3 separate regions of the Homo sapiens genome follow, and all the other regions are linked to region 1. Evidence: chromatin contacts called from ENCODE Hi-C or POLR2A ChIA-PET data. All regions are on one chromosome and are shown on one strand. The core of a region is the stretch at or near the end of the contact, and the rest is flanking DNA. Distances in the headings are between cores, read along the strand shown.

Region 1 (3,925 bases), core at 500-2,999:
CCATGGCAAAAAAAAACTATATTCCATATTCAGTTTTCAATGTTGCTGAAATTATCTGAGATTTCCATCCAAGTTGACATCTTAAAACTTTATCATGATCATCACTCCCTTTACTATGTAGTCTTATTTGGCCATATTTTGCTTACCCTTATCAACTAAGGAGCCAGTGTAAATCTCTGAGTTGCAGATCTGGAAGTGATGTGAAGAAATGTTATAGAGGGAGTGTACTTATCAGTGGTATCCACTACATTTTTGCAAAAACTCTGTGTTCCTAGTTCTGTTTCAGCTACGTGGCCACTAAGTTTTGTTTGCAATGTCTGATCTTAAGAACAGCGATAGGTGAAATTGTGTTATGCTGAGGGGTATTTGGGAATTACATAAGTGCAGTCTACATGCAACTGGTAGAGAGTTAACTGTGTTTGGTGGAGGAAAAGCAAGCATCTTTCATCTTTACTTCATCTAGGTAGGGTTGTGCTTTTTTAGTTTGTTTGTTTTCCTTAATCCTTTAAATTTTGAAGAAAACTGAGTGATTCAAATCTCCTAAAAGACTTTCTCAAATGTACTTCATAGCCTAGAGAGTTAGCTAAGAAACATCGTCCTCTGTTTGGCCCAAATTTCTCTGATCCCTTAATGCTGGCCACAGTCCAGATGGAATTCCAGAATTTTAGAGAATGGTGCTGCCAGGTAGGTTAGTCTTGTAAATTATTTTCCTCCAAGAATTACTAGAAGATGGAATAAGTTCAGCAGAAGTTTTACAAGGCAATGGTATTGTTATTTAAGATGAAAAGGATGGCTAGTGAACCTCCTGCCAGCTGCCCAAATTCGATTAGACATGTTAGAGCTAGCCGTTTTGCTTAACAACAGATTGCCTTCTTAGAATTGTTCATTAATTTTGTGTTTCAATTTTCATCACCTCCTGAATTAGAAGAATTGTCTTACACTTCAGCAAAATGCATCAGAGCATGAGTTCCTCAGTGGCAAAACAGTCAGATGTTTTGAAAACAGGATGCTTTGGCTCTCCATTATAAAAAGAGGAACGGAAAGAGAAACAGTATAGAAAGGAAGAAAGCAAATAGCCTCAGCAGGGTCCCCAGCCCAACAACGGCATAAACAGTGACCTATCTTCCTGACCTTCACTGTGGCTCAGTTCCTGACCTCGTGTCACCAAAGCCAACCAACGTCATTAGAGGAGGATAGGAGGAATGGCGCAGCTGCTGTGAGGGTGACTACAATTTCCTGTCTCCTTCCTGACAGACGCAGTCAGTAAAGTACAGGGTTGCAACAACAGTGGCTGAGGAAGGACCAACCCAGAACAATCCCAGGGAGGCGTAATTGTGACTGGCGGGGAATGGGGAGGTGTTCCTTCCCTCATTGTACTGAGAAACCTAGTCTTTCACCTAGAATTTTCAGGTGAAAAACGTCAAAAGGGTCATTCTTACCCAGAATGCTAAATGTTTTTCAAAAGATGAACATACTGTGGTATTCAGAAAAGCTATATTCAAGCAACTAGTCACTGTCTTCACTTCCCCCACAAACGCCCTCCACTGTCCTTTTCATTCTCCATTGGTTTGGCTCTGGGGCTGTTTTATATGCAGAACAAAGGTTGGGTGCTGCTGGGTGAAAATGGATATTCTGTTGTTGAAGAGTGGCCCTGTGTATTAGTACTTTTTTTTTAGAATGAAGCATTAGGACTTAGCACTTGAGTAAATGTTTGCTAAGATAGAAATGGAAGATAGATGGTCCTTCTTCTCTTAAGGCATTGTGAAGTCGGCTACAGATAACCATCATGAGGAAGTGAGTCCTCCTGGCTATGCAGGCTTATTTTTCCAGTTCTTCAGGTGCAGCCATACTACAGTACTAAACATGGAGCACAAAGGCAACTAATTGCCAGTGCTCTTGGGTTTGCAGGATAAAGTCACACTATTCTACCAGGCCCCGAGCCAGCTGGGAATTAGGCTGCATGACACTGGATGGTGATCATGACAGGCTGATTGCCCTAATGAGGGGTGAACCATTTTGTATTTAACTAAATAATCAATAACTATGGAAAATGCCAGCTCCTGCAGAACTGACAGGAAATAGATCTTACTGGCCAATGGATTCATCTTAGAACTCTGTAAGAGAGAGGGTAGACAGGCGCTCAGTCCTTGAAAGGAATATTCATGCCACTTTTGCCTAAAATGTAATGATATGATTACAGCAGTGCCGCCCTTAGCATAAGATGCATCCATTTGCTGGGCCCTGTGCTGTAATCAGAGGGCCTTAGCCTGGCCTTCCTTCTGCTGCCCTCCACCCAAGGAAGTAAGGAGTTGGCCGGGCCAAGGGAGCAGCTTTGCTCCCCTCTCTAAACTACATTTTGCATCTGCTGGACCCCCACATTCTCTGTCCAAATGGCTTTGAACCCACTTCCCGGCCACACAAGCCTCTTCCTGGGATGTGCTGCAGGCATACACACCCTTAGGCCTAAGGAGTTTAACCAAGAGGCAGCAATGAGAGGTGTGAAGAGACTTGTGTAGGAGGAACTTGGGTAAGCAGGCTGCGGTCCAGGGCTCACGACGGCTGCTCACAGGTCCCTGGAGATGGAAGGACATGGGGAAAGAGGAGGGCCAACCCATATCCAAGGAGTTCAAGAATTCTAAATTCAACCTGACCTTCCAGGCTGTTATGGAGGGATATCTGTCAAGGTAAAGGAGATAGCTCAATGTATATCTTTGTATATTTAGACTTACAGTGTGTGGCCCCACACATGTTAGAGGTGACCCTGGATTAGAGGGCAGAATAGAATTAAAATCAGTTCTGGTAGCCAGGTGGGCACTCACACATTTTTTTGGTTCAACTTTTCTCTCTTTACTGCTCAGATTTATATAGACTAAATTATGGAGGGAGCAAAATAAAGTGAAAAGAGCCTAGGAATAAGCCATGAGTTTGAGTTCTAGCCCTGCCTTTACTTAGGTATAGTAATATAGACAATAAAACTATTTGGAATCTTTCCATATTCTCTTCTATAAAACAAAATAATTGGAAAAGACCCAGCTCTTCAGTTTATTGATTGAATAATATTAGTAAACAACAGAACTACCTTTACAGGTGTATGCAAACATTGTGCTAAGCTCTTTACCTCATTCTGTAATCAATATTCACAGTAACACTTTGAAATAGGTACTGTTATTATTCCTGCTTTACAGATGAGTAAAGTGAGGCATACAAAGTTGAAATAACTTGCTTAAGGTAAATCATAGAGCCAGGATTCATATCCAGTCCATCTGACTTACCATCAATGATCCCAATGAGGCATATAAAGAAAGAAAAAAGTTTAGAGTTATTTAATAATTCTTCTAAGGGGATTTTGGATTGGTTGGTGGGTGATCTTGTTCTTTCAACTGTGGCAAGCATTATTAGTGAGGCCTAGTTCAAATTTATATTCTGTAGCTACCATACTCACAGCCTCTAGGATGGCCATTAATTGCCCTAAGCTCAGTCTTCTTGCCTGGGAAGCAGTGTAAGGGGAAAGAGCAATCGCAATTATAGAAAATGGTTATAAAGTGCTCATAAAAATGCAAATAATAGTATTAAACTAATCCATTGCCTATTTCAGATCAATTTGCTCACTTCACTATCTGTTTCTTAAAATTCTCCAACATAGCCTAAGATAAGATAGTAAAGGTCTGTTCAAAGCACTGTAGACTAACCCCAAATTCCCTTTTTCCCTGCTTCTCAAAATAAAAAGGGAAATAGAGATAAGCTATTCTTGGCCGGGCGCGGTGGCTCACGCCTGTAATCCCAGCACTTTGGGAGGCCGAGGCGGGCGGATCACAAGGTCAGGATATCGAGACCATCCCGGCTAAAACGGTGAAACCCCGTCTCTACTAAAAATACAAAAAAATTAGCCGGGCGTAGTGGCGGGCGCCTGTAGTCCCAGCTACTT
Region 2 (3,506 bases), core at 365-2,864, 520 kb before region 1:
AAATATTTATTGAGAGTTTCAGTATGTTCCAGGTATATAACTTAGATATATTTATTTTCATTTTAAAGATGAAGAAATGGAGAGGTTCAGATTAATACTTTTTTCAGCATTACACAGAGCCAGGATTCAAACTTAGGTCTATCTGACTCCAAAGCCTATGCTCTTACCTACCACATTGACTTGTAAGACTTTTTCTTAAAGGGTTATATTTTAAAATTATTATTAATATTTACAATTATTTTCTATTTAATTCTTTTCTTAAGTACATAAATGCCATAAGTGCTACCCCCTTTTCATGCAAATATAGTGAGTTAATGTGGAGGATCTACTACTAAATGCCTTTAGGATTCTGCTAAACGCTTCGAATACGTTAGGGTTTCTCAACCCCAGTGCAATTGATACTTTGGGCCAGATGATTCCCTGTTTGGGAGACAGCCTGTCTCGTGCATTGCAGGGTGTTTAACAGCATCCCTGGCCTCTACCAACTAGATGCAAACAACACTCTCTTTTCCCCCTACCCAGTTGTGACAACCAAAAATGCTTCAGACATTATCAAATATCTTTTGTCAGAGAGGAAATCACCTGAAGTTGAAAACTAATGGTCTACATTATCTCATCTTATCCTTAGAACACCCCATGAGGCTCATATCATTATGATCTCAGCTTTACACAATAAGAATAACTTGCTCAGGGTCATATGCTGAGAAATAGTATCTTCAGGGCTCAAATTGAAGGCTTACCTATGACTTTGGACTAATTTTTGTTGTATTTCATGGACTACGTCTTGTCTTCAAACTTAACTTGAGCATCCTCAAGGCTTGGCTATGTCAGATTCTCCTTTTTCTTTTGCCCCAAGGGCACCTAGAAAAGTACTTAATACCCAGCTGTGCTTTGACAGATGTTCATTAAGCAAATGACCCATTTTATGTGGGTCATATTTAAATAAGCATATTTTAAATAAAATAGAGCTGAGTGCAGTAATTAAGAATCAGACACATCACAGGTTTACATCTCATTCCTGCCATTTATTAGTTATAGGATCATGGAAAAATTTTTGACCTATTTGATTTCCTCATTTGTTTGTGACTAATAATCCCTCCTGTGGATAATGTGAGGAGTGAGTTAACATATAAAGTCATCTAGCATAGTACAAGACACAAGGTTACAAAGTTAAGTACATGATAGCTACTAGTAATACAAATAATATTAATATTAATGATAGTAAGGTGGCTTGGATTTTCTCTTTATATTATGACATAATTTACATATACTTTTATTTCAATAAATTTAGAAAAAAATTTCTTGTCTGCCTAAGACAACTTGAAAGCTGCTGTTTCATTAACGTTAAATAAAAATTACATGAAATATAAAATATACAGAAGGTAAATGAGGAAATTAGGGGGAAAAAGTAAAGCCAAACAAACAAACCAAAAAAAACCCCAGGACCATTAAAAGACAAAATTAACATATTGTAGTACTGAGGTTTCAGTGAGGAATTAAGCTTAGTTCCTTTCATTTCACTAAAGAAGTTTTAACCCTTGTGGTGGCTCAAGGGCTAGGGCTTCTTTTGGCTTTGAGAGCAGATGAATTGACTCATCCCTGACCTCAGCCCTCAGCCTTCTGCTGATTTGGCATCTCTAGCTTCCTTCCCCGAGGTCTGACCTTTTGCCTCATTTCCTCTGACTCAATTTTGGGTTCTGTTCTTGGCTTTCAGTTTCTGCTCTGAGAGTTCCTTTTCTAAATTTCTGGGTCCTCTTGTAGGTTAGTTACTCACTTGTTTCAGTTTCTCTGCTGGTCTCCTTCTTAGGGTATGGCCCTCCATGCTCTGCCACACCTGGGTTGCATCAGCTGCTCAAAGGCAGCATTTCTCACCTGCTGCTGCTCTCCCTGATCCAGGGCCAACTTGGACAAATCCCTTCCAAATGTAATTGGCCATAATCATGTAGGTTTTAACTATAGGTTGGTGGCATTAAATTTCCAAGACAGTAAAATGTCAGGGTGGAAATTCATTGTTTTTAGATACTGGAGGGACTTTCTGTGTTTTAAATGCCTCTCAATTATTTTTTTCATCCATTGGCACACTTTGGAATGTTAATATTTGTAGTAAATACTGAACTACATAGATAATGCTGTTTGTGGTTCTAGGAATTACATGCCTATCCTAGGGACTGAGGGGACGACTGTCTCAGCCTCCTATATGATATTATGTATAGAAATGCACTGGTTGAGAAGCTCTATTCTAAAGTCTCCATGAAAACACAAATAGATAGCACTGGGCAGGGGTTGGGAGAGAGTATAACACCTTAAACAATTATTCTCTAGCTTCTTTATTTCTATTTGCCTGTCAACTGCTTTCTAAGGGTCCTAGACAGCCCTGGAAAAGTTGCCCCAGGAATACAAAACCTTAAGAATGAAGATAAGGACACTAAAGTTTCTGTAGGGGCTGGAGAGGGAATACCTAAATCTATTCTAAGACATGTTGGGAGATACTAAAACTGGAACGAGATTGGGAACAGGCAGAGAGTTAGGAGGCTACCGAGGGAGTTCAGGAATGAGGTATTGAGGGTTTGGTTTATTAGCTGCTCACCTGTAGAGGAGTGAGTCACTTATTTAAATTCATACAGAAAATATGTAAGCATATATGGTGGGTTGGTTGTTAATACTTTGTCAAATGCATGCCACTTAACTAATCGTGGGAGGTCACTATAATTACCATTTAGATGTGAGAGGTATACGGAGGGAGAAAGAAGTCAACAGTAATATGCAAGTTACTATTTTAATTAATTGGGGGAATTGAATTGCCATTCACTAAAGAAAGACTAAGAAAAAGATACAGTTTTGCTGGGGGAAATGGCATGTTGAGTTTTGAACGTGCAAGTTTGAGATATTTTTGCCATATAAAATAATACCTATCTGAAAAGTATTTGGAAGGTGGTCTGGAACTCTCAGGAAAAAGCCAGATCAGAGTAAACAGATTTTAGAAGTGAACAATATAGAGATCTATACATTTTCATTGTGGGCCCTGGAAATCATATTCAAAATAGTATGAAAAATGTGTGCCAGTGTAGTTTTTCTGAGGAGGGGGTCCTCTATAGTTTCAAAGAATCACTGCTACAGATAGATGAGATAGGTAAATTAAGACCTTAATGGCAAATGGGTAGAAATTATGATTTTTAAAGTAAAAGAGGAAAATGAATCAAGGATAACTTCAGGGTATTTTTTTCTTTGGCAGCAGTGCAAGAGTAGGAGAAGAAATTGGTTTGTGAAGCTATGGGGTTAGAAATACTGAATTTGAATTAGAATGTAGCTTTGAAAAATAATGTGTCCAATAGGCAGTAGGCACTGCGGCAAAAAAAAAAAAAAAAAAAACAACAGTTGAGAGATCTGGAATATAGATTTGTTTGTCTTCAGTGTTATGCTGATAATAGAAGCCCTGAGTGTATGTGAGCTTTAAGCCAATTATTAGACTAAAAAGAGAACAGTGAAGAAGTCCAAGTTTTGAGCTT
Region 3 (3,591 bases), core at 120-2,619, 650 kb after region 1:
GGAGACAGTGATGACCATATAGGTTGAGATAACTACAATTAATAGCATATTATAGACTATTAACACAGACTTTCAGAAAATTCCTCAGAGCTTCCACTGTTTCCTTCTTATTTACCCTGCTCACAAAATTCTAAGAGATTTGTCTTAATATTTCTATCATACTTATGCTGAAGGAATTTTAAGATAAATAACACAATTAGAATTTTATTGAGTTTCTTTCTGTTCTGTGCCTTGCACAACTTAGGTACCAGTGGTGCAGGTATAAACAAAGTAGACTAAAAATTCCTGACCTTGGGGAATTCTAGTGCAGTATCTAGTATCAGCAAACTTTTTCTGTAACAGGTAGAGAATAAATATTTTATGCTCTGTAGTAAGAAAGGACTTAATCACACTACTCAGTTGTGCAGTTGTTGCAGGAAAGCAGTCATAGACACTATGTAAACAAAGGTGTGTGGCTGGGTTCCAATAATACTTTATTTACAAAAAACAGATGGCCAGCCCACAGGCTATAGTTGGCTGACTTTTATTCTAGTGGTTTAGTAGCACTTTTTGGATTATGAAACATTTTTATGTACATATATAATACAATAACCATGTGTGTTAGACATATGATTTATCTACATTTTGTAGGTGATACACTAAACCTGAGAGAGACAAATCTCTATCCCAGATCTGCTCACCAATGTCACTTAACCACAGTTACGTAGTTCAGGAATGATTTAGAGAAGAAATGAGCTCACATACAATGAGAAAGTGACAGGATAAAACCAGCAGATAATCCCAGGAATTTAGTTAGCATCTTATAGCTCAGATCTGGCAGAAATATAATACCAAAAATATCCAGGAAGGTTTTAGGAGGTAATCAGTCCTTTTTGTTAGGCTCAAATTTGTCTTTTAGGTATCGCCTTTAGGAGCTTTAAAATTCAATCTATGTTTGTACAGAAATTCTTTTGTACTTTTACTAGACATCACCCCTATCACTTCAGTTAAGAGATCTTCCAGTTCTAGTTGGGCCACTCTGAGCACCTGCCTACAACTTTACAAGCTTTAAAATTTCCTATGGGTCTCTAAAATTTGTTACTTTAAAGCCGTTATGCATTTTTCCTATAAACATGTAACCAAAAGGAGCTTTTCATTTAAATATTCAGATCCTGGTATGATAGATGAAGCACTGGAATGAATGTTAAGTGAATATTAGGATATATTTGTTAAGAAAGCCTTCTGAATTTAACCTCAACTAATTTTTAATTTTCAGCTCTTTTTAATATAAAAATTGTTTTATTAATTTTAAGGGATTACATGGATCGTCTTCTAGACGAAAGTGAAAGTGCTGCATCTAGTCGAGCACCATCCCCTCCCCCAACTGCATCAAACAGTAGTAACAGCCAGTCTGAGAAAGAAGATGGCACTGTAAGCACTGCTAATCAAAATGGTAAGCAACCAGAGAAACATTTCTCTTTCTTCATAATAAGGGACACTTTCTTGCAGTGACTTGGGAAATTCCGTTTGGGTTTCTATTAAACTTCCAGAGCAGAAAGTAAAAAATGATAACACATGAGACAAACATAACATCAGCATACATATATACTAACAGAATACAAAGTGATTGGACATCACTAAAAAGTAATTTTAATAAAGCCTACTGTCAACAGTGACTATTTCTTGTAAGAAATTTGTTCTTTTTCAGTAGCATCTCTTTTCCTGTCTTGTCTAGTTGGGTTGATGCCTAGATACAAGTATTTATGTTAACTCTTAGGTCAAAACCCTGCAGTTTCACATGAGATATACAGATCATTGCAAAATACCTTGATGTAAGGTAACAAGTGCACTGTTTTGAATATTTAAGTTCTCTTTGATAGCATAATAACCTTGAATAATGAGAAAAGATAAAGCCGGTATCAACCTGTATATTAATATTCTACAGAAATATTTGTTTTTCTCTCCAAGAAAAAGAGAAGAAAAAGGCATACCAATTGTTTGAGGTTCAGATAGTGTTTCCGTTTAAAATATACAGTGGACCAGAGATCACTGTGCTGATCAGTAGTAAGAGCCAGAGAATTATTTTGATTTCTTCTTTGATTAAATGGTCTTTTTAAGTAAAAGAGTTCCAAGAAGAAAGTAATAAGCGCCACCCCCAGCTCCTCTGAGGAAACTGGTGATAGGAGAGTACCAGTGAAGAGCTGACTTCTTCCTGACAGAAACTGGAAGAGAAACACTGTGAAAGCCTTGATCCTCTTCTGACCTTTGGTCTCACATTGGTCCTGCTGGAGTGTATATGCTTAGTTCATTTCATGACCCCTCTCTGTTCCCTCACTACTTCTAGGAATAAACCAAACAAACAAAACTTAGGGCCCAGTAACTATGTCCTGGTCCAAGAAGGTTTATTGACTTGATGTCTAATGTTTGTCACGTCCATTCTGAAGTAGAATAAGATGCTGAGACTCTGACCTTGGGACTAACCGTATAGGCTCAAGGGAGGCAGACAGTTGGTACTACTATTGTTTTTCCTGTTTGTTCTTAACATATTAACACCAAATCATTTTCTTTTCCTTTTTAAGAAACTATTTGATGAGAACATGCTGTTAGGCTAGGAAAGTGTTCATAAGTTACTTATAAATTACTTGTAGCTCAAAAGCCACTCAACATTACGTACAGTCAAAACTGCCAGCTTTTTCAAAGGAAGGAAGGAACTTTTCATCCCAATGTTATATTACTTTTTTATATGGGGCTTTAATTAGTACTTTGAAATCTTACAGTTATTTTTGACCTAATCACAGTCGTCAGCTAGCTTTTTGGACTTGTTCCTACAGAATTGTTCTCTTCAATATATTATGATGCATAATCCCCATGTGCATTCATGATTTGAGTGCATTGAGTTGGTCAAAATAGAATATTTTCTTCTATCAGAATACAGTATTTGAGGCTCATCCTTTATGCCGAATATTTTTCAAGCAATTAAATTGTAATTATTCAGTGATGCACCCTATATTTTACTTCTTATCACCAAAATTTGCATTCCATTTTACAGTCAACTCTAAAATGAACTTTTGTTTTCTTTTATTAGAATAATTTTGCTTTTACTTTTCTCACCTACTATAGAATTTGTATTTACTTTTTAAGTAATTTGTATTTACTTAAGTAAATAATTTAGCACTTTCAAGTATATGCTTGGATAGTGCGGCATTAGTTTTTTAACATTATGACAGATTATTTAAGTCTACTTAGGTAAATAGTGTGTGATCATCTTTTTTTTCTTTTTGAGACAGAGTCTCGCTTTGTCGCCCAGGCTGGAATGCAGTGGCACAATCTCGGCTCACTGCAACCTCCGCCTCCTGGGTTCAAGTGATTCTGCTGCCTCAGCCTTCCGAGTAGCTGGGAGACGGTGCACGCCACCACTCCTGGCTAATTTTTGTATTTTTAGTAGAGACAAGTTTTCACCCTATTGGCCAGGCTGGTCTTGAACTCCTGACCTCATGATACACCCGCCTTGGCCTCCCAAAGTGCTGGGAATACAGGCGTGAGCCACTGCACCCAGCCTTGTGTGATCTTTTAAAGTACAGTTCCCATAGATTTACATTAAGAATAAAAAAG

The links. Hi-C counts contacts between places; a loop is a spot of excess contacts on that map. ChIA-PET counts read pairs that join two places held with the same protein, here RNA polymerase II (POLR2A). Pooled maps may share reads with other maps.
Region 2: a map of naive thymus-derived CD4-positive, alpha-beta T cell shows a loop between it and region 1 (6-fold over the local background). The contact joins two enhancer-like sites. A Hi-C loop is called at or near these places in 1 of 168 maps with a recorded cell type or tissue (naive thymus-derived CD4-positive, alpha-beta T cell), 19 of 37 single-sample maps with no recorded cell type and 12 of 50 pooled maps. POLR2A ChIA-PET finds 5 or more read pairs at or near these places in 2 of 52 experiments (activated CD4-positive, alpha-beta memory T cell and activated CD8-positive, alpha-beta memory T cell).
Region 3: a pooled map shows a loop between it and region 1 (4-fold over the local background). The contact joins two enhancer-like sites. A Hi-C loop is called at or near these places in 2 of 37 single-sample maps with no recorded cell type and 3 of 50 pooled maps. POLR2A ChIA-PET finds 5 or more read pairs at or near these places in 2 of 52 experiments (GM10248 and activated B cell).

The regions. Positions count from the first base shown.
Region 1 is chr1:66,334,987-66,338,911 of GRCh38, forward strand. All of the region lies in intron 8 of PDE4B (phosphodiesterase 4B), which reads left to right. Among named protein-coding and RNA genes, the nearest start is that of SGIP1, 200 kb to the right of the region's middle. RefSeq lists enhancers at 1,950-1,999, 2,060-2,109. Within about 2 kb of position 1,750, at least 32 of the 41 ENCODE cell types and tissues checked have a DNase peak (open chromatin) inside an H3K27ac peak, as active enhancers do.
Region 2 is chr1:65,810,545-65,814,050 of GRCh38, forward strand. The region is part of intron 1 of PDE4B (phosphodiesterase 4B); the gene reads left to right. Among named protein-coding and RNA genes, the nearest start is that of PDE4B, 19 kb to the left of the region's middle. RefSeq lists an enhancer at 1,628-1,857. Within about 2 kb of position 1,615, at least 2 of the 41 ENCODE cell types and tissues checked have a DNase peak (open chromatin) inside an H3K27ac peak, as active enhancers do.
Region 3 is chr1:66,980,487-66,984,077 of GRCh38, forward strand. It overlaps MIER1 (MIER1 transcriptional regulator), which reads left to right. Exons shown (of 14, transcript NM_001077700.3): 13 at 1,293-1,432. It also overlaps a transcript of SLC35D1 not described here. Among named protein-coding and RNA genes, the nearest start is that of MIER1, 57 kb to the left of the region's middle. Within about 2 kb of position 1,370, at least 9 of the 41 ENCODE cell types and tissues checked have a DNase peak (open chromatin) inside an H3K27ac peak, as active enhancers do.